2 separate regions of the Homo sapiens genome follow, and region 1 is linked to region 2. Evidence: read pairs that join two places in POLR2A ChIA-PET (ENCODE). Cell type or tissue: Panc1. All regions are shown on one strand. Each heading gives the region's core, and the rest is flanking DNA. Links, peaks and the distances in the headings are about the cores only.

The links. Peaks named below come from ENCODE experiments on the same cell type or tissue, not always from the same donor. Only the 100,000 strongest peaks of a DNase experiment are listed, where the experiment ranks them.
Region 1: POLR2A ChIA-PET joins it to region 2 with 13 read pairs; 8 of 35 experiments call an interaction of 5 or more read pairs at or near these places.

What each region holds. Positions count from the first base shown.
Region 1 is chr22:38,332,994-38,343,166 of GRCh38, reverse strand. TPTEP2-CSNK1E (TPTEP2-CSNK1E readthrough) reads left to right here. Exons shown (of 15, transcript NM_001289912.2): 5 at 6,461-6,559. Among named protein-coding and RNA genes, the nearest start is that of CSNK1E, 21 kb to the right of the region's middle. RefSeq lists a silencer at 1,428-1,612. In Panc1, for the core only: no CTCF peak of the experiment used is centred there; no DNase peak of the experiment used is centred there; H3K4me3 peaks cover 976 bases.
Region 2 is chr22:38,251,952-38,262,124 of GRCh38, reverse strand. All of the region lies in intron 1 of TMEM184B (transmembrane protein 184B), which reads left to right. Among named protein-coding and RNA genes, the nearest start is that of TMEM184B, 16 kb to the left of the region's middle. RefSeq lists enhancers at 1,186-1,355, 1,586-1,935. In Panc1, for the core only: no CTCF peak of the experiment used is centred there; no DNase peak of the experiment used is centred there; H3K27ac peaks cover 195 bases.

The DNA of each region.
Region 1 (10,173 bases), core at 905-8,904, 81 kb before region 2:
CCTGACCTCAAGTGATCTGCCCGCTTCAGCCTGGGATTACAGGTGTGAGCCACTGCTCCTGGCCAGTTTTTGAGGGTTTTTTTTCTTTTTTCTTTTCCTTTTCTGTTTTTTGAGATGGACTCTTGCTCTGTTGCCCAGGCTGGAGTGCAATGGCAAGATCTCTGCTCACTCAACCTCTGCCTTCTGGGTTTAAGTGATTCTCCTGCCTCAGCCTCCCGAGTAGCTGGGATTACAGGCACCCACCACCACGCCCAGCTAATTTTTGTATTATTTAGTAGAGACGGGGTCTCACCATGTTGGACAGGCTGGTCTCGAACTCCTGACCTCTGGTGATCCACCTGCCTTGGCCTCCCAAAGTGCTGGGCTTACAGGCATGAGTCACTACGCCTGTCTGGGCCAGTTTTTTAATCTACAAACTGAAGGGTGAAATTGCATGCCTGGTCAATGATCACCAATGGATGCTAAATCCACTGGGTAAAAGATTGATGGGAAACTTTGCAGCAGAAGGATGAGGCTAACAACACCTAAAGCCACTGATTAACCTTAAGGTCACTAAAAGGTAGGGCGGCCCGACCCTATGGGCCTCCTTCTCTGGTGCACCAGGAAGGACACAATGTCATCTATGAAATATTCTTTTTTTGGCCGGGCGCTGTGGCTCACGCCTGTAATCTCAGCACTTTGGGAGGCCGAGGCACGTGGATCACGAGGTCAGGAGATTGAGACCATCCTGGCTAACACGGTGAAACCCTGTCTCTACTAAAAATACACAAAAATTAGTCGGGTGTGGTGGCGGGCACCTGTAGTCCCAGCTACTCGGGAGGCTGAGGCAGGAGAATGGTGTGAACCCAGGAGGCAGAGCTTGCAGTGAGCTGAGATAGCGCCACTGCACTCCAGCCTGGGCGACAGAGCCAGACTCTGTCTCAAAAAAAAAAAAAAGACTCCTTTTGAGAAGGAGTCTTGCTCTGTTGCCCAGGCTGGAGTGCAGTGGTGCAATCTCTGCTCACTGCAACCTCCCTCTCCCGGGATCAAGTGATTCTTCTGTCTCAGCCTCCCAAGCAGCTGGGATAACAGGCACCCACCACCATGCCCTGCTAATTTTTGTATTTTTACTAGAGACAGGGTTTCACCATGTTGGCCAGGCTGATCTGGAACTCCTGACCTCGTGATCCACCGGCCTTGGCCTCCCAAAGTGCTGGGATTACAGGCGTGAGCCACCACACCTGGCCAAAATATTCTTGATAAAATCATTGTTGAATTCAAATCAAATCAAGCTACCAGCCTCTAGGGTCTACACTTGATTACCAGCTTAGGGAAATATGGGGGTAGTGGAGCACATTTAAAAAAAAAAAAAAACCCGAGGGCTGGGTGCGGTGGCTCACGCCTGTCATCCTAGCACTTTGGGAAGCTGAGGGGGGCAGGTCATCTGAGGTCAGGAATTCAAGACCAGCCTGGCCAACCTGGTGAAACCCTGTCTCTATTAAAAATGCAAAAATTAGCTAGGGATGGTGGTGAATGCCTGTAATACTAGCTACTTGGGAGGGTGAGGCAGGAGAATCTCTTGAACCCAGGAGGCAGAGTTTGCAGTGAGCCGAGATTACACCACTGCACTCCAGCCTAGGCGACAGAGCAAGACTCCGTAAAAAAACAAACAAACAAACAAAATACCCACGAGGGCTGGACGCGGTGGCCTGTAATCCTAGCACTTTGGGAAGCCAAGGTGGGCAGATCACTTGAGGTCAGGAGTTCAAGACCAACCTGGCCAACGTGGTGAAACCCTGTCTCTAGTAAAGCTACAAAAATTAGCCAGGCGTGATGGCAGGTGCCTGTCCCAGCTACTTGGGAGGCTCAGGCAGAAGAATCGCTTGAACCCAGGAGGCAGAGTTTGCAGTGAGCTGAGATCACACCACTGCACTCCAGCCTGGATGACAGAGACTCCATCTCAGAAAAACAAAACAAAACAAAAAAAAAACCCCAACAAGGATGCAGTCGACTAAATCCAGACTGTGGGGCTCAGTCTAGAATCTTACTCGGTGACGAAAAGGAAGGAGGACCTGACACACATTACAACATGGATGAACCTTGAAAACACGACACTGAGTGAAAGAAGCCAGACGCTGTCTCCATTTACATGAGCTGTCCAAAAGAGGCAAATCCAGAGACAAAAGTCCATTAGCGGTCCCCAGAGGCTGGGGGGAGGGCTGAAGTGGGGAACGACTGCGAGTGGAGATGGGGTTTCTTTTTTTTTTTTCTTTTTTTTTTTTGAGGCAGAGTCTTGCTCTGTGGCCCAGGCTGGAGTGCAGTGGCGCGATCTCGGCTCACTGCAGGCTGTGCCTCCCGGGTTCACACCATTCTCCTGCCTCAGCCTCCCGAGTAGCTGGGACTACAGGTGCCCGCCACTACCCCTGGCTAATTTTTTGTGTTTTTAGTAGAGACGGGGTTTCACCGTGTTAGCCAGGATGGTCTCGATCTCCTGATCTCGTGATCCGCCTGCCTCAGCCTCCCAAAGTGCTGGGATTACAGGCGTGAGCCACCGCGCCCAGCTGGGGGTTTTTTTTAGGTCAATAAAAATATTGGGGAATTAGGCTGGGCATGGTGCCTCACGCCTGTAGTCCCACTGCTTTGGGAGGCCGAAGTGGACAGATTGCTTGAGGTCAGGAGTTCAAGACCAGCCTGGCCTACGTGGTGAAGCCCCATCTCTACCGGAACTACAAAAATTAGCCAGGCATGGTGGCAGGTGCCTGTCCCAGCTACCCAGGAGGCTGAGGCAGGAGAATCGCTTGAACCTGGGAGGTGGAGGTTGCAGTGAGCTGAGATCATGCCACAGCACTCCAGCCTAGGTGACAGAGTGAGACTCCATCTCAAAAAAAAAAAAAATTGGGGAATTAGATAGTATTAGTGGTTGCAAAACCTTGTGAATATACTAAAAGCTACTGACATTTTCTTTTCTTCTTTTGAGATGGACTTTTGCTCTTGTTGCCCATGCCGGAGTGCAGTAGCGCAATCTCGGCTCACTGCAACCTCTGCCTCCCTGTTTCAAGTGATTCTCCTGCCTCAGCCTCCTGAGTAGCTGGGATTACAGGCTCCTGCCACCATGTCCATCTAATTTTTGTATTTTTCGTAGAGACAGGGTTTCACCATGTTGGCCAGATTGATCTCAAACTCCAGAACCTCAGGTGATCTGCCCGTCTTGGCTTCCCAAAGTGCTGGAATTACAGGCTTGAGCCATTGTGCCCGGCTATATATAAAATATATATTTTATATATTGTATAAAATATATATTTTATATATTGTATAAATTATATATTTTACATATTGTATAAAATATATATTTTATATATTGTATAAATTATATATTTTATATATTGTATAAATTATATATTTTATATATTGTATAAATTATATATTTTATATATTGTATAAATTATATATTTTATATATTGTATAAATTATATATTTTATATATTGTATAAATTATATATTTTATATATTGTATAAATTATATATTTTATATATTGTATAAATTATATATTTTATATATTGTATAAATTATATATTTTATATATTGTATAAAATATATACTTTATACATTGTATAAAATATATAATTTATACAATATATAAATTATATATTTTATACAATGTATAAATTATATATACTTTTATATATTATATATTTATATGTAATATATATATTATGTATAATATATATATTACATTATTGGTGGATGGGCCTGATAGCTGACCTCTCAGTCTTGCAGCTTGAACTCTGGGAAGCTCTGTCCTCCCTGGGTCCTTTCTGGGTTGGCACTGCCAGCCTCAAAGCCCCCTGGGTGGGAGGAAGGGGCTCCCCCTCAGGAAGAAGGCAGGGTGAGACTCCTGCCCCTCACACTCTGTGGTTTCCTTCCACACTGCCTTTTTTTGAAGCTGTTGCCCAAGGGTAAACAAACTCTGCTCCTTGACTCCCTTTAGCCCAGTGGGGGCTGGTAGCCTTTTAGCCTGGTGGCTAACCAGGAGTTTGCCTAAGAGGCCCTGTTGGGCTTAGAACAGAAAGGCCTCTGGCCCTTTCTACACATGTGACTTTGGGAATCAACCTCTCAGACCCTCCTTTCCTCATCTGTAACATGAACAAATAAGAATTCCTACCCCAGGACTATGGCAAGGATTACATGAAAGAGGCTTATCCTAGATTATAGTAGGTGCTCAACTAATGGGAACTTTTTTTTTTTCTTGAGTCTTGCTCTGTCACCCAGGCTGAAGTGCAGTGGCGTGATCTCAGCTCACTGCAGCCTCCGCCTCCTGGGCTCAAGCCATTCTCCTGCCCCAGTTTCCTGAGTAGCTGGGATTACAGGTGCCCGGCATCATGCTTGGCTAATTTTTGTGTTTTTATTTTTACGTTTTTATTTATTTTTATTTTTTAGATGGAGTTTTGCTGTTGTCACTCAGGCTAGAATGCAATGGTGTGATATCAGCTCACTGCAACCTCCGCCTCATGGGTTCAAGCAATTCTCCTGCCTCAGCCTCCTGAGTAGCTGGGATTACAGATGTGTGCCGCCCTGCCTGGCTAATTTTTGTATTTTTAGTAGAGATGGGGTTTCACCATGTTGGCCAGGCTGGTCTCAAAGTCCTGACCTCAAGTGATCCACCTGCCTTGGCGTCCCAAAGTGCTGGGATTACAGGTGTGAGCCACCGTGCCCTGAAACTGGGAACTTTTTAAGGAATGAAGAAACTTAGCTGGGCGTAGCGGCTCACGTCTGTAATCCCTGCACTTTGAGAGGCCAAGGCAGGCGGATCATCTGAGTTCAGGAGTTCGAGACCAGCCTGGCCAATGTGGTGAAACCCCGCCTTGACTAAAAATACAAAAATTAGGTCGTATGTGATGGCTCACGCCTGTAATCCCAGCACTTTGGGAGGCCAAGGCAGGTGGATCACGAGGTCAGGAGATCGAGACCATCCTGGCTAACATGGTGAAAACCTGTCTCTACCAAAAATACAAAAAACTAGCTGGGTGTGGTGGCGGGCACCTATAGTCCCAGCTACTCGGGAGGCTGAGGCAGGAGAATCGCTTGAACCTGGGAGGCAGAGGTTGCAGTGAGCCGAAATTGCACCATTGCACTCCAGCCTGGGCAACAGAGCAAGACTCCGTATCAAAAAAAAATTTTTTTTAATTAAAAAAAAAGAAATGAAGAAACTTTATAAAAGTGATATAAGCTTATTAGATGTTGAAAAAGCAGGAAAACAGAAGGATAATAAAGAAGCCTCATAGTGCCACCACCCAGAAATAATCGTAGTGAACATTTTCCTTCCAGACTCTTCCTTGTGCATAAATTGTTTTGCTTTTAAGTATAGCTGTGACCCTGCTGTCACCACACATTGACATCCTGCTTTTATTCTCTTCATATTATAACATATTTCCTCATATTATTATAAGCTGTTTGTAAACATAACTTAATGCTTGCATAATATTCTATCGTGTGTTTGCTCTGTTAAAGAACCCCCTTCTCTGGACACTTAGACCAGCCCCAACCCTCCCCATTATAAAGAACTCCACAATGCCTGGGTGCAGTGGCTCACGCCTCTAACTCTAGCACTTTGGGAGGCTGAGGTAGGTTCATCACTTGAGCCCAGGAGTTCAAGACTAGCCTGGGAAACATAGTGAGACCCCACCTTTTTTTTTTTTTTGAGACAGGATCTCACTCTGTTGCCAGGCCGGAGTGCTGTGGTGCGTTCTCTGCTCACTGCCACCTCCCCCTCCCAGGTTCAAGCTATCCTCCTGCCTCAGTCTCCCAAGTAGCTGGGACTACAGGCATGCACCACCACACCCAGCTAATTTTTGTATTTTTAGAACACACGAGGTTTCACCATGTTGGTCAGGCTGGTCTTGAACTCCTGACCTCAAGTGATCCACCCACCTCTGCCTCCCAGAGTGCTGGAATTACAGGCATGAGCCACCACGCCTGGCCAGAGACCCCATCTCTACAAAAGATGGAAAAATTAGAAAGGTGTGGTGCTCGCCTGTAGTCCCAGCTACTCAGGAGACTGAGGTGGGCAGATGGCTTGAGCCCAGGAGTTCGAGGCTGCAGTGAGCCGTGATCACACCACTGCACTCCAGCCTGGGCAACAGAGCAACACCCTCCCTGCTTCAAAAAAAAAGTAAATAAAAAGATCTCCACAATGAACAGGTATTCTGCATGACTTCCTTGGAAGAGATTTCCAGAAATGGAATTGCTGCCCTAAGGCAAACGCTAATTTACGACTCTTGGGCAGCTGGAACCTGTCCGACAGAGCGGAGACCCTTATCTCTGCCACCACCAGCAGGCTGATATTTTCAAGAAAAAAATTTGCCAAATACAAGCAGTCTCAGATAATACAAAGAAGATGGAAAGTTTCCGGAGCGCAGGTGTCAGATCCAAAGATAACTTGACCCAAACACCCCGATCTCCATGTCCCTATCTCTCTCTTAGGTGTTGGAGCGGGCCGGAGAGAAGTAGAGTGGGCTGCGAGGAGAAGGAAACAGGCCTTTCGGAGGCTCCTCATCCCTCGGAGGTCATCCCTTACTCCAGGTGATCTGAACCTGAAGTCCGAGGCCCCAAGAGTTCTAAGTAACCCAGGGGTGGAGGTGGGGTGGGGGATCCCAGCTCTTTCCGATCTGGGAGATCAGAAAGATGCTCATCTGGGAGAGTGGGACCTCCCCTTTCAGTCCGCCCACCCCCGAGGACCGCACTTGGAGGGCCGCACTTGGAGGACCGCGCCTCCAAGGCGGGCGCGGCTGACGCCCGGGGCCCAGGCCATGTGGGGCGTGCGTGCCGGGAGAAGTGTCCCAGCGCCTCACCCCGCAAGCATGAGAACCACGAAACCCCCGGGGCCGGGAAACCGGGGCGGGGCGGGGCGGGGCGGGGCCGGGAAGCGGCGCGGGGCTGGGCCGGTGACGTCGCGGCCCCGCCCCCGGCCGGCTCCCTCCTCCCGGAGCGCTCCCCAGCGGAGTCCTCACCTGCAGGCACAGGTGTGCGCACTTCGCATCTCGAAGGCCGGCCAGCAAGCTTCAGGTGAGCGCCAGCAGCAGCTGGGGGTAGGTGCTGGGAGGAGGAGGGCCCGGGGTGGGGGTCCTCACTCGACGGAGAGGAGAACCGGGTCAAAGGAGAGGAGGAGGAGGTGGGCGTGGGTCTGTGGAGATACTGCCTGCTCCCCCCAAATCCTCCCTTGTCTCTGGGTTATAGTCACGTTGTCCTGAAAACGTAGACTTTGGAGGGAATTGAAGGAGAGGAAGTTGAAGAGGAAGCAGCAGGTTTCCAAATATTTCAACCGCAAATGTATTGTTATCATTCTTCTTATTATTTATTTGTTTGTTTTGTTTTTTTGAGACGGAGGCTCACTCTGTTGCTGGCACGATCTCGGCTCACTGCAACCTCTGCCTCCCGGGTTCAAGAAATTCTCCTGCCTCGGCCTCCCTAGTAGCTGGGATTACAGGCATGCACCACCACGCCCGGCTAATTTTTGTGTGTTTTTAGTAGAGACAGGGTTTCGGCTGGTCTCCAAACTCTGACCTCAGGTGATCCGCCCTCCTCGGCCTCCCAAAGTGCTGGGATTACAGGCGTGAGCCACCGCACCCGGCCCTATAATTCTTTTTATTATTATCATTATTATCATTGGTGCCTTTTCTTTGTTGTAAAACTGTATGCCGATTGACTATTTGGCAAATGTAGAAAAGTAGGAAAGAAATCATCCATAGTACCAGGACACAATCACTCTGGATATTTTGGTGTGTTTCCTTTCAGTCTTTTTTCCATGCACAACCATTTTCATATAATTTTATCATACTGTATCTGCAACTTTTATGTCCTGCTTTTCCCTTGAATATTGTGTCATAAGCATTTTCTCGTTGTGGTGAGTCATTTGTGTATGTGTAATCATTGTTTTAATGGCTGCATAATGTAACATTTGAGAGATTGACCATGGTTGGGTACCATTCTGAACACTCCATGGAAGATTATGAAGGGAGACCGGGAGATGTAACAGAAAAAAACAGGCCAAGACCTCCACCGCCAACACTGGGATCTGGATAAAGACCTTTGCTCTCTCTAACCATGAGTTTCCACATCTGGAAAGTGGGTACATAGAGCTACCTCCCCAGGGTGTTGTGAAGATTAAATGAGCTAAATTATGTAGGCCCTGTCCCCACAAACACCGCCATCATGGGTCTGGCAGAAAAAGGGTCTGCATGTTTGTGTGTTTGTAGAAAGGACTTGGACCAACTGAAGGTATTGAGGGACCAGAGAACGGGAAGTGCTGGGGAGAGAAGGACGGGGATGAGCTCTTGGGAAAACCCCCAGAATGAAGACATCTCTGAGTCTGGGCCAGGTGGACACGAACCACTAGGTCGGCGCATATCCGCTCCTTGTGGGCTGGGAGCAGACAGGATCCCTGAGCCAGGGCCAATGACCTCCAGGCCTCCAGATGGGTTCGCCCCTTTGGGATGAGTTTCTGGGCAAGCTTCAGAGTGAGGGGATTAGAAGAAAAATAGGAAGGGGTGAAGGTGGGGCATAGTAACCAACCCCTTGTACAGATGAGGAAACAGGCTCAGAAGACAGGTGATTTGTTCAAGATCCACATGGGAAACAGTAACCGAGTCGGTTTGGCCCCCAGGGCTCCTAACTCCCTCAGGGGTGTCTACACCAAATGCCTGGATGGGGGAGTTAGGGAGAGGAGGATGTCAGGGCTGGGTCATCAGCTGTACTTGTACCAGGCTAATCTTTGCTTAGAGAAAACAGAAGTCTCTGTGCTTTGGGCCTCCGTTTCCTCAACTGTGAAATGGGAATAATAACTCCCCAGCTACCTACTTACCAGGCCCTCCTCCCACTTTGAAAGGCCTGCTCAGTCTCTGACTGTACACCCCCACCCTGGCCCCTCATCTTCTTAACTCCCTGGCCATCTTCAGAGGGGGTCTGGGTGCTGGGAACCTGTGGCCACACCTCAGTGGGATAGGAAATCCCCATTTCCCAGAGCCATCCATTTCTAGACCCTGGGGGGCTTGCTCCGTTTCTCTAACCGGGCTTTTTTGTAATGTGCACCCACAGCACGCTCTCACTGGATGAGAGCAAAAGGGCTCTGAGCCCTGTTGGGAGTGTCTGAGCATTAGCATTAAAATAATCTTGTAGAAAGGGTCTGTGACCCCCCCCTCAAGGTCATCCCTTTCTGCCTGGCTTGCCACTCCAGGACAGGAGTCTGGTTAGCAGGCTCCCCTAACAATTGGGTATCCAGGGGTCTCTGATGTTCTAAAACAGAATTAGGACAGTCATCTTCCAATTCACAGAAAATTGGAAGTGGTTCATTACATAGTCACAATGTTAGTCATTTGGAATAACAGCACCAGGACCCAGAAGCAAGTCGCTGCCTTGGGCCTGGGAAATGACACTTTCTGAAACTTTCACAGCCCCACAACATGTCTGTTCAAAAATCTGATAGCTAATACTTATTGAGGACCTCGTGTGGCTGTCTCTTGTTCTAGGCACTTTAGAGTCATTCTACGAAATGGATACATATTATTTAATTTAATTTAATTAATTAATTTGTTTTTGAGATGGAGTCTCCCTCTGTTGCCAGGCTGGGGTGCAGTGGTGCGATCTTGGCTCACTGCAACCTCCACCTCCCGGGTTCAAGCGATTCTCCTGCCTCAGCCTCCCGAGTAGCTGGGATTACAGGCACACGACACCATGCCTGGCTAATTTTTTAATTGTAGTAGAGATGGGGTTTCACCACGTTGGCCAGCCTGGTCTCGAACTCCTGACCTCAGGTGATCCACCCGCCTTGGCCTCCCAAAGTGCTGGGATTACAGGCATGGGCGACACAGGGAGACTCCATCTCAAAAAAAAAAAAAAAAAAGATACTGAAACTGAGGCACAGAAAGGTTAAGTAAGTTGCCCAAGGGAAGCCAGGATTCAATCCCAGTCTGTCTTAACTCCAGACCCCTCATCACTAGGCTACACTGCCTCTCTAACCTAAGAGGGTGTCTGACATACATCTGTGTTCTCAGACATCTCTCTGTTGTTTTCTGCACAAGGCATCAGAGCTTTCCCGAAGAATCCCTGCACTCTGTCAGTGTCTACTGACATCCCTGTCTCTGTCTTAGCCCTGCTCACACTAATTTATAATGACCAGTTCCTAGGTTTGGGTCTCCTTG
Region 2 (10,173 bases), core at 834-8,833:
GTCAGATCATCCAGGTTGCCTGTAGTGGCCCTTTGGTTTTTTTCTCTGCTGCGTAGGAGTTCACCAAATATACCACTATTTATTCATTCTCCTGTGGACAGGCATTGGGTTATGTCCAGCCTCTTCGGTGAATTCATTCTTGTCTTTGGGGGCGCGTGTGCGCTCTTTGCTGGGTATACACCCAGGGTGGGTTGATGGCTTACCTGACTCAGAATGTGTTTGCATGAATGAAATTCAGGTTGGTATGAGAAATCTAGGGTGTCCTGGCTGGAGCCAGGCTTCTTGATTACAGGGACAGAGCAGGTACAGGGATCCTGGTTTAGACAGCCTGCTCCCATGGGGTGGTAGCATTGTTGGGGTGCAGGATGCTGAATCTGCAGGGGACCTATCCGCTCAGTGCCCAGTGGGATTTTAGCTGGCTGGAAAGGTGGTCACATGTAGAGGGGCTCAACAATCCAGCTAAAGAGGCTGAGCGTTGGTCCATTGTTCTCAATTTGAGAGAAAACTGAGATCATCAAAATTAGGACTGGTATGTACTAAAGGAAAGAACCTAATTACAAGGCTGAATTGAGTAAGCCCTCGCTGAGGGACTTTGGATTTCTTTGTTGTTCCCCTTTATTTCTGCACCCCCACCCAAGTGACAGATATGTACATGATTGGATGATTTTGCTTTCCTGGTTGAGAGATTCCTGGGAACTTGGCCCAGGAGAAGGGGGAGAAATGTGGAGCCGCTAGAGTGGCCTCCGCTTGTTTGTGTTGATTGAAGGGGAGACGGAAGGAGAGCTGTGGACCCCTGACCCCTTGTGAGGGCATGTGATCCTTTTCAAAAGGCTCACCAGGCAGAAGTGCCTGGCCAGGGGCCGCTCTTTCCCTCTAATCCCCTCTGGAGAAGGGCCAGGCTGTGGGTTGCTGACCTGCTCTGATGTGGATCAGCCTCCCCCAATAATGCAGCTGCCCAGAAGCTCAGAGAGCCCAGGCAACCCCCAAAGGCAGGAGGGCCGGCTGTCATTCCCGTTGTCATTCCCAGGCGGCTGGAGTGGGAGCAGAGCGGTCAGTTCAGATGAACAGTGCTCGAGTCTGACCCCAACCAGCGAGTTATGGTAAGATGGAAGGTTCTCCATCTATATTAAATAAGAGAACAAAAGCCCTCCCAGGCTGCATGAATATTCCAGGGATATATATGTGAACGGGTTGCCAGTTTAGCTTGGCCTGTGGGTGGCAGCCGCCTGAGTGAGCACTTCGTGGCTGCAGCTCTAAAGGGTTTGGATCTGAAACTAATGAATGAAAATATGACCTCAGAAGATTTAAAGAGAGCAAATACCCAGCAACAGAACCTGGGTCCCAGAGACTGTTGGGAGCATGAAATCCCAGGCTGGCCGAAGGAGGAAGTGGGAGAGCAATGGCAGCTGACATCACATGGTGCCAGACCTTCTCAGTGCTTTCTGTGTTCACTCATTATTCCGTCCCTCTCTCTCAGAGGCAGGTATGGCTGCTTCCCCATTTTATAGATGAGGAAGCTAAGGCAAGGAGAGGTTGTGTAACTTGCTCACAGACACAAAGCTAGCCAGTGGCAAAGCTGGAGGTCAGGTCTAGGTGGTCAGGCTCCAGAGTTCTGCGGATTTCACAGCACGGCAGTGGCAGTCGGAAGAACCATTTGTCAGGTGATTGTGGGCAAATGACGTCAGCCCTTCAAACCTCTGTTTTGCATCTGCAAGCTGCTTGCTGCTGCAACAAATTACCAGAAACTTAGTGACTTAAAACACAAATTAGGTCGGGTGCGGTGGCTCACATCTGTAATCCCAGCACTTTGGGAGGCTGAGGTGAGTGGATCACTTGAGGTCAGGAGTTCGAGACCAGCCTGGCCAACATGATGAAACCCTGTCTCTAACAAAAATATAAAAAATTAGCCAGGCATTTGGCCGGGTGTGGTGGATCACGCCTGTAATCCCAGAACTTTGGGAGGACAAGGTGGGCGGAACACAAGGTCAGGAGTTCAAGACCAGCCTGACCAATATGGTGAAAGCCTGTCTCTACTAAGAATACAAAATTAGCAGGACGTGGTGGCACGCGCCTGTAGTCCCAGTTACTGGGAGGCGGAGGTTGCAGTGAGCCAAGATCACGCCACTGCACTCCAGCCTGGGTGACAGAGTGAGACTCCGTCTCACAAAAAAAAAAAAAAAAAAAAGCCAGGCGTGGTGGCACGTGCCTGTAACCCCAGCTACTCTGGAGGCTGAGGTGGGAGAATTGCTTGAACCCAGGAGGCAGAGGTTGCAGTGAGCCGAGATCGCACCACTGCACTCCAGCCTGGGCCACAGAGTGAGACTCCTTCTCAAAAACAAAACAAACACAAATTATAGATTACTTACAATAAGAAAAACCAATAAAATGCATGCGCACACATTAATTATCTCACAGTTTTGGAGGTCAGGTCCAGAATGTGTTTCACTGGACTAAAATCGAGGTGTTGGCAGGGCCATACTCCTTCTGGAGGCTCTGGGGGAGAATTATTTCCCTGCCTCTTCCAGCTCCTAGAGACCACCTCCATCTGTGGCTTGTGGCGCCTTTCGCCATCTGCAAGGGCAGCAGCGTAGCAGCTTCCACTTTCCTCTCTCTGCTTCCTTTGTCACGCTGCCCTCTTCTCGCTCTCTACCTCCTGCCTTCCTCCTACGAGGACCCTTGTGATGACATGGGCCCACCCAGGTTATCCAGGATAATCTCTCATTTCAGGACCCTTAATTCAGTCACTTCTGCAAAGTCCCTTTTGCCATGTAAGGTAGCATGTTCACAGGCTCTGGGGGTTAGGATGTCAACATCTTTGGGGGATTATTCTTCAGCCTACCACACAGCACATAATAAAATCCATGGGCAGAGGGGATAGCAGCAGTAAGGTGTCCCTCAAACATGAGTTAAAATGACTCTGACGATAGAATCTGGGTGAGATGGTGGGATGCTCCCGAAATAAACTCCAAGGCAGGTGGCCAAGTTCAGTGACGACATAGCTGCGTAGCTTATCTGAGAAAGGATGTCTCTGATGGGGGGCCAGCCGGAAGACGTCTTTCCTGGAAGAGGAGGGAGGTGGGGCAGTCTTGGGAGAAGTGAGACTTTGGGTCCCACGGCCAGCTCCTGCCACATTCTCAGTGGATTTCAGGTTGGGAGGAGGGATACCATTACAGTTGAAAATAAACATAGAAATAAACGACACTGGATGTCTGCTTCCTCATCAGCCTCCCTACAGTTCTGGAAGACGGTCCAGGCCCACATCCCCTTCTCTGCTGTTCTAGAATTCAGAACGCTCAGAAATCCCAAAGGTTCTTCTAAGTCTGCAGCAGACTAATTTCTGCTGCAAAAATCTGACCTGAATTGATGTGATACTAATTATGGCCTTTAAAACTATCTTCCTTAGGGTGACTAACAGTATGTTTTCCTATGAAAGTACTATATGTTTGCTTTTGGGGTGTTGCACCCACCCTTCCAGGAGTGTCACTGTGTCTAGCAGCATAATCCTTTCTAAAATCTGAAAAATTCGGCTGGGCACGGTGGCTCATGCCTATAATCCCAGAGCTTTGGGAGGCTGAGGTTGGTGGATCACTTGAGGTCAGGAGTTCGAGACCAGCCTGGCCAATATGGTGAAACTCTGTCTCTACTAAAAATACAAAAATTAGCCGGGCATGTGGCTTATGCCTGTAATCCCAGCTACTAGGAAGGCTGAGGCAGGAGAATCGCTTGAACCTGGGAGGCGGAGGTTGCAGTGAGCCGAGATTGTTCCTCTGTACTCCAGTCTGGGTGACAGAGTGAGACTTAGTCTAAAAAAAAAAAAAAAAAAATTTGGAAAAATTCTAAATTCTTAAACCCATTTAGTCCAAAAGCCTTAGCTACAGGACAGTGCACCTGGACTTTTCTCCCTAAGAAACACAGTCAGAGAGGTCCAGTCACCTGCCTCAGGCCCAGCTTAGGTGATAATGCTGAGGTTCCAACTCAGTTCCCTGTCTCAGAGCCTGGGACAAAGTGCAGACTGCGTGGCCTGGCCTCTTTGCCACCTGCTGGGTGGCGTGTGAATGAGAGACAGGTGTGGAGACTGCACTCACTGGCAGGTAGGCTGTATGTGGGGGAGGTGGGGGTCCTTGAATTTGTTTTCTGTCTGATCTGCAGCCTGGAACTGAGCCAGGGGGCCTTGTCTGGGGAAGGACAGAGAGGCAGAGAGATTGCAGAGGAGAGGGGAATAGCAGCAGCCATTAGGAAGCCTTGGGCCTTTGCCTATCACTATAGCACTGCTCTCCAAACTTCCTTGGATCACACAGCCCTATCAGTAAAAAAGAAACCAGAACAAAACCTCTTGAACATGCACCCCCAATATGTGGATATTGGTGTAATTATAAGTGTATGTTACAATAAGTATACACGTATATTACTTTACTGTTTCAGTGTGTACGTAATAAAACCTACACCAAAAACAGAAACCAAAGGCCAAGCTAAAGATGTAATAAAGAAAATTTTTACTTTGTTGACGGTACAGAAACCTCCTGGGTTCATACACGGGGTCATTTTTTGGAACGTGCGCTTTCGTGATCAGTGAGAGAGAGTTTGGAAGGTCTGGCTGGCTTCACGTTCGGCTTGTTTAGAGACTGGGTTTTAATGGCTGCTTTCCCTGCAAAAGATCCTGTCTGGGACAGGAAGCTGCACACGGAGCAGACGCATCCTTGGCTTTCTTTCTAAATCGGGTTACTCATTTTTCCATCCCGTCCACTGAGTATGCAAAGGATTTGTTGAAATTTGGCCGGTACATTTCCATCCTCCCTGATGCCAATCACGTTTTTGTAAACGAAATGGAAGGTATTTTATTTTAAAATTCTTAACAAGCGAGTCCAAAACCCACTAAAATGCTTTGGAAAATTTTTAATGGACTAGAAAATTCTGTTACGTAGCTTTTTAGGAGTTCAGCTATGAGAGGATTTTTTTTTTCTTTTTAAAGTCAGTGACAGACATATTGTTTTGGTGCATGCCAGTAATACCAGCTACTTGGGAGGCTGAGGCAGGAGAATCACTTGAATTCTGGAGGTGGAGGTTGCCGTGAGTCGAGATCGCGCCATTGCACTCCAGCCTGGGCAACAAGAGCGAAACTCTATCTCAAAAAAAAAAAAAAAAAAAAACTATTAATGTCCACTTCCAGGCTTTGATACTGTACTACAGCTAGACTAGACGTCACCCGTTGAGGAAGCTGGGTGAAGGGCATACAGGACCCTAGATTCTATTTTTGCAATTTCCTGTGAACCTACGATTATTTCAAAATAGAAAGTTTAAAAAGTCTTTATCAAGTACAGATGCACACCGAAGTATTTAACATTACATCTGGGGGACAGGGAAAGATGCAACAAGATTGCGCAGTGTTGCTAACCGTTAAAGCTCAGTGATGGAGAGGTGGAAAAATTCATTACACTATTTGTTCCAGTTTTGTATGTTTGAAATGTTCCATAATAAAAAGCTTTAGACAGCAGAACAACAGATTTTTCTATGAAATGTGTAGTAAGATGGGGAGGGACTCAGTTTGTATCAGAGATTTATTGGTTATCTTGTGGAAAAGCAATCAATAAGGATTGTTGGCCGGGCATGGTGGCTCACGCCTGTAATCCCAGCACTTTGGGAGGCCGAGGTGGGAGGATCACGAGGTCAGGAGTTTGATACCACCCTGTCCAAGAGACCAGCCTGGCCAATAAGGTGAAAACCTGTCTCTACTAAAAATACAAAAATTAGGCAGGCATGGTGGTGGGTGCCTGTAATCCCAGCTACTTGGGAGGCTGAGGCAGGAGAATTGCTTGAACCCGGGAGGCAGAGGTTACAGTGAGTTGAAGATCACACCACTGCACTCCGGCCTGGGTGACAGAGTGAGACTCCAAATCCAAAAAAAAAAAAAGGTCCCCTGGGCTAATTTTTGTATTTTTAGTAGAGACGGGGTTTCTTCATGTTGGTCAAGCTGTTCTCAAACTCCCGACCTCAGATGATCCACCCGCCTTGGACTCCCAAAGTGCTGGGATTACAGGCGTGAGCCACCATGCCCAGCCCAACAGTACTATTAACTGAAGTACAGACCTTATTCAGTTTTCTGCATTTTCATGTAGGGTGTATGTGTAGTTCTCTTCAATTTTATCACATGTAGATTCATGTAACCACTACCACTATCAAGATACAAACTGTTTCATCACCTGGAAGGAACTCCCCTGGTACCCTTTAAAATTACACACCCCCACCCATCATCGTCACTGTCCTCTGCCAACTACTACACCATGCTCCATCTTTATAGCTTTGTCATTTTGAGCATGTTACATAAATGGATCATGCAGTATGTGACCTTTTGAGATTGGCTGGTTTCACAAAATGTAACACCCCTGAGATCCATCCAGATCACTTGTGTGTATCAGTAATTTGTTCTTTTTTCTTGCTGGGTACTATTCCATGGTCTGGATATACCAGAGTTTAACTTTTTGCCTGTTGAAGTACATGGGTTCTTCCCAGATTTTGATGATTACAGATACGGCTGCCGTGAACATTTGTGTACAGGCTTTTGTGTGAATATACGTTTTCATTCCTGTAGAATAAATGTCCACAGTGATTACTGGGTTGTGTAGTAAATGCATGTTAGTTTTATAAGAAACTGCCGGGGCCAGGCATGGTGGCTCACGCCTGTAATCCCAGCACTCTGGGAGGCTGAGGTGGGTGGATCACAAGGTCAGGAGTTCAAGACCAGCCTGGCCAATATGGTGAAACCCCGTCACTACTAAAAATACAAAAAAAATTAGCCGGCCATGAGGCCGGGTGCGGTGGCTCACGCCTGTAATCCCAGCACTCTGGGAGGCTGAGGCGGGCGGATCACAAGGTCAGGAGTTCAAGATCAGCCTGACCAACATGATGAAACCCCGTCTCTACTAAAAATACAAAAATTAGCTGGGCATGGTGACACGCGCCTATAATCCCACCTACTCAGGAGGCTGAGGCAGGAGAATAGCTTGAACCAGGGAGGTGGAGGTTGCAGTGAGCCAGGATCGTGCTACTGCCCCTCCAGCCTGGGGCGACAGAGTGAGACTCCGTCTCAAAAAAATAAATAAATAAAAAAAATTAGCTGGCCATGGTGGCGGGCACCTGTAATCCCAGCTACTCAGGAGACAGAGGCAGAGAATTGCTTGAACCCGGGAGGTAGAGGTTGCAGTGAGCCAAGATGGTGCCAGTGCACTCCAGCCTGGGCGACAGACCAAGGCTCTGTCTCAAAAAAAAAAAAAAAAAAGAAAGTGCCAAAGTTGTTTTCCATGGTGGCTGCACCATTTTATCTTCCCACCAGCAATGTGTGGGAGATCAGGTTTCTCTGCATCCTTGCCAGCATTTGATATTGTCAGTATTTTTTATTTTATAGGTATATGATATATATTTTTTGGTACCCAGGTATGGGATGTGAAGGTGTTTTCAGTTTTTCAGTTTGCATTTCCTTAATGGCTAATGATGTTTAACTTTTGTTGTGTTTGCCTGTTTGTTTGTTTTGGAGACAGAGTCTTGCTCTGTCGCCCAGGCTGGAGTGCGGTGGTGTGATCTCAGCTCACTGCAAGCTCCACCTCCCGGGTTCAAGCGATTGTTCTGCCTCAGCCTCCCGAGTAGCTGGGATTACAGACATGTACCACCATACCCGGCTAATTTTTGTATTTTTAGTAGAGACAGGGTTTCGCCATGTTGGCCAGACTGGTCTTGAATTCCTGGCTTCAAGTGATCCACCTGCCTCAGCCCCTCAAAGTTTTGGGATTACAGGCATGAGCCACTGCGCCATGTACTTATTTGCTGTGTATCTCTTCTTTACTGAGATATCTGTTCATGTATTTTGCCTATTTTCAAGTGGGATTGTTTGGTTTTCTTTTTACCATGGTGCTTTTTTTTTTTTTTTTTGGAGACAAGAGTCTTGCTCTGTCCCCTAAGGGCGGGAGTGCAATGGCACGATCTTGGCTCACTGCAACCTCTGCCTTCCTGGTTCAAGCAATTCTGCTGCCTCAGCCTCCTGAGTAGCTGGGATTACAGGCGCCAGCCACCACACCTGGCTAATTTTTTTATTTTTAGTAGAGACAGGGTTTCACCATGTTGGCCAGGCTGATCTCGAACTCCTGACCTCAGGTGATCCGCCCACCTTGGCCTCCCAAAGTGCTGGGATTACAGGTGTGAACCACCGCGCCTGGCCCATGGAGCTTTTTGAGCATTCTTCATACATTCCCAATGCTAGTCATTTACCAGATCTGTGACTTGCAAATATATTCTTCCACTCTGTGGCTTGTTTATTCATAGTGCATAAGTTTTTACTTTTCTTATATTGCAGTTTATCGATTTTTTCCTTTTATGGATCATGCTTTTGGTGTCAAGTCTAAGAACACTTGGCCATCTCTAGGTTTCAAATATTTTCTCCTGTCTTCTAAAAGGTTTAGAGTTTTACATTTTACATTTAAATGTGTGATTTATTTTGAATTAATTTTTGTATATGTGTAAGGGTTTATGTTAAGGTTTTTTATTATTTATTTATTTATTTATTTTTGAGATGGAGTCTTGCTCTGTTGCCCAGGCTGGAGTGCAGTGGTGTGATCTTAGCTCACTGCAACCACCACCTCCCAGGTTCAAGTGATTCTCCCGCCTCAGCCTCCCAAGTAGCTGGGGATTACAGGCACATGCCACTACGTCTGGCTAATTTTTGTATTTTTAGTAGAGACAGGGTTTCGCTATGTTGCCCTGGCTGGTCTCGAACTCCTAGCCTCAAGTGATCCACCCACCTTGGCCTCCCAAAGTGCTGAGATTACAGGTCTTCGCCACCGCACCCAACCAATGTTGTTTTATTATTATTATTTTTTAATCAGTGTTGATCAGGTTAGCCTCGAATGTGTAGCCTCACCTCCCCGAGTGCCAGGGCAACCGGCCTGAGCCACCGCGGCTCCCATTATTATTTTTATTTATTTATTTACTAGTTTTTGAGACTGCGTCTGGCTCTGTCACCCAGGCTGGAGTGCAGTGGCGCGATCTCGGCTCACTGCAAGCTCTGCCTCCCGGGTTCACGCCATTCTCCTGCCTCAGCCTCCCCAGTAGCTGGGACTACAGGCGCCTGCCACCAGGCCCGGCTAATTTTTTGTATTTTTAGTAGAGATGGGGTTTCACCATGTTAGCCAGGTTGGTCTCGATCTCCTGACCTCGTGATCCACCCAGCTCGGCCTCCCAAAGTGCTAGGATTACAGGCGTGAGGCACCTTGCTGGGCCCTTTCTCCATTTATTAATGGGACTTCTATAACCTAGAACTGTCCCTTGTTAATTATGTAATTCCCCTGAAATGTTATAATGAAGAAACTGAGGCTCCGAGAGAAGTACCCGCGCAGGTTGCACGTGGTGGAGTCTAGTGGGAGTCCTGTAGGGTGACTCACAGCAGAAGCCTGGTTATGTCCCCACCACATGGAAGCCTTCTCTGACCCCCTCCCCAGCCTGCCCAAGCCCGATGCTTGCTCTAGGCTCCTGTAGTGCTGGACACTCACCTCAGCAGTGCAAGGGGAAGAGGCCTCCAGGTCACTCCTGCCTGTGGCATAGAGAAGGCATGAAGAATGGCTTGGAGCACCTTAAAGGCTGAGGCTGGGTCTGCCGGTGCCTGGCATGGAGTCCAGAGGCCTCAGGACTTGTTAGAAAGATGATTTCAGCATCTTCCATCAGGGCCCTCTGTCATGTTCCTGGCAGAAGTTTAACACTTGGTCAATTAGGGAAATAATGGGAGACAGTTGTGGTGGCTCTCGCCTGTAATCCCAGCACTTTGGGAGGCCAAGATGGGAGGATCGCTTGAGCCCAGGAGCTCGAGACCAGCGTGAGTAACATGGTAAAACCCCATCTCTCCAAAAAAATACAAAAATTAGCTGGGCATGGTGGCTCATGCCTGTAGTCCCAGCTACTTGGGAGGCTGAGGTGGGAGGATGGCTTGACCCCAGGAGGCAGAAGTTGTAATGAGCTAAGGTCATGCTACTGCACTCCAGTCTGGGCAACAGAGTGAAGCTCTGTCTCAAAAAAAAAAAAAAATTTGTTGGACATGGTGGCACATGCCTGTGGTCCCAGCTGCTTGGGAGACTGAGGTGGGAGGATCACTCGGGCCTAGGGAGGTCAAGGCTGCAGTGAGCTGTGATCATGTCA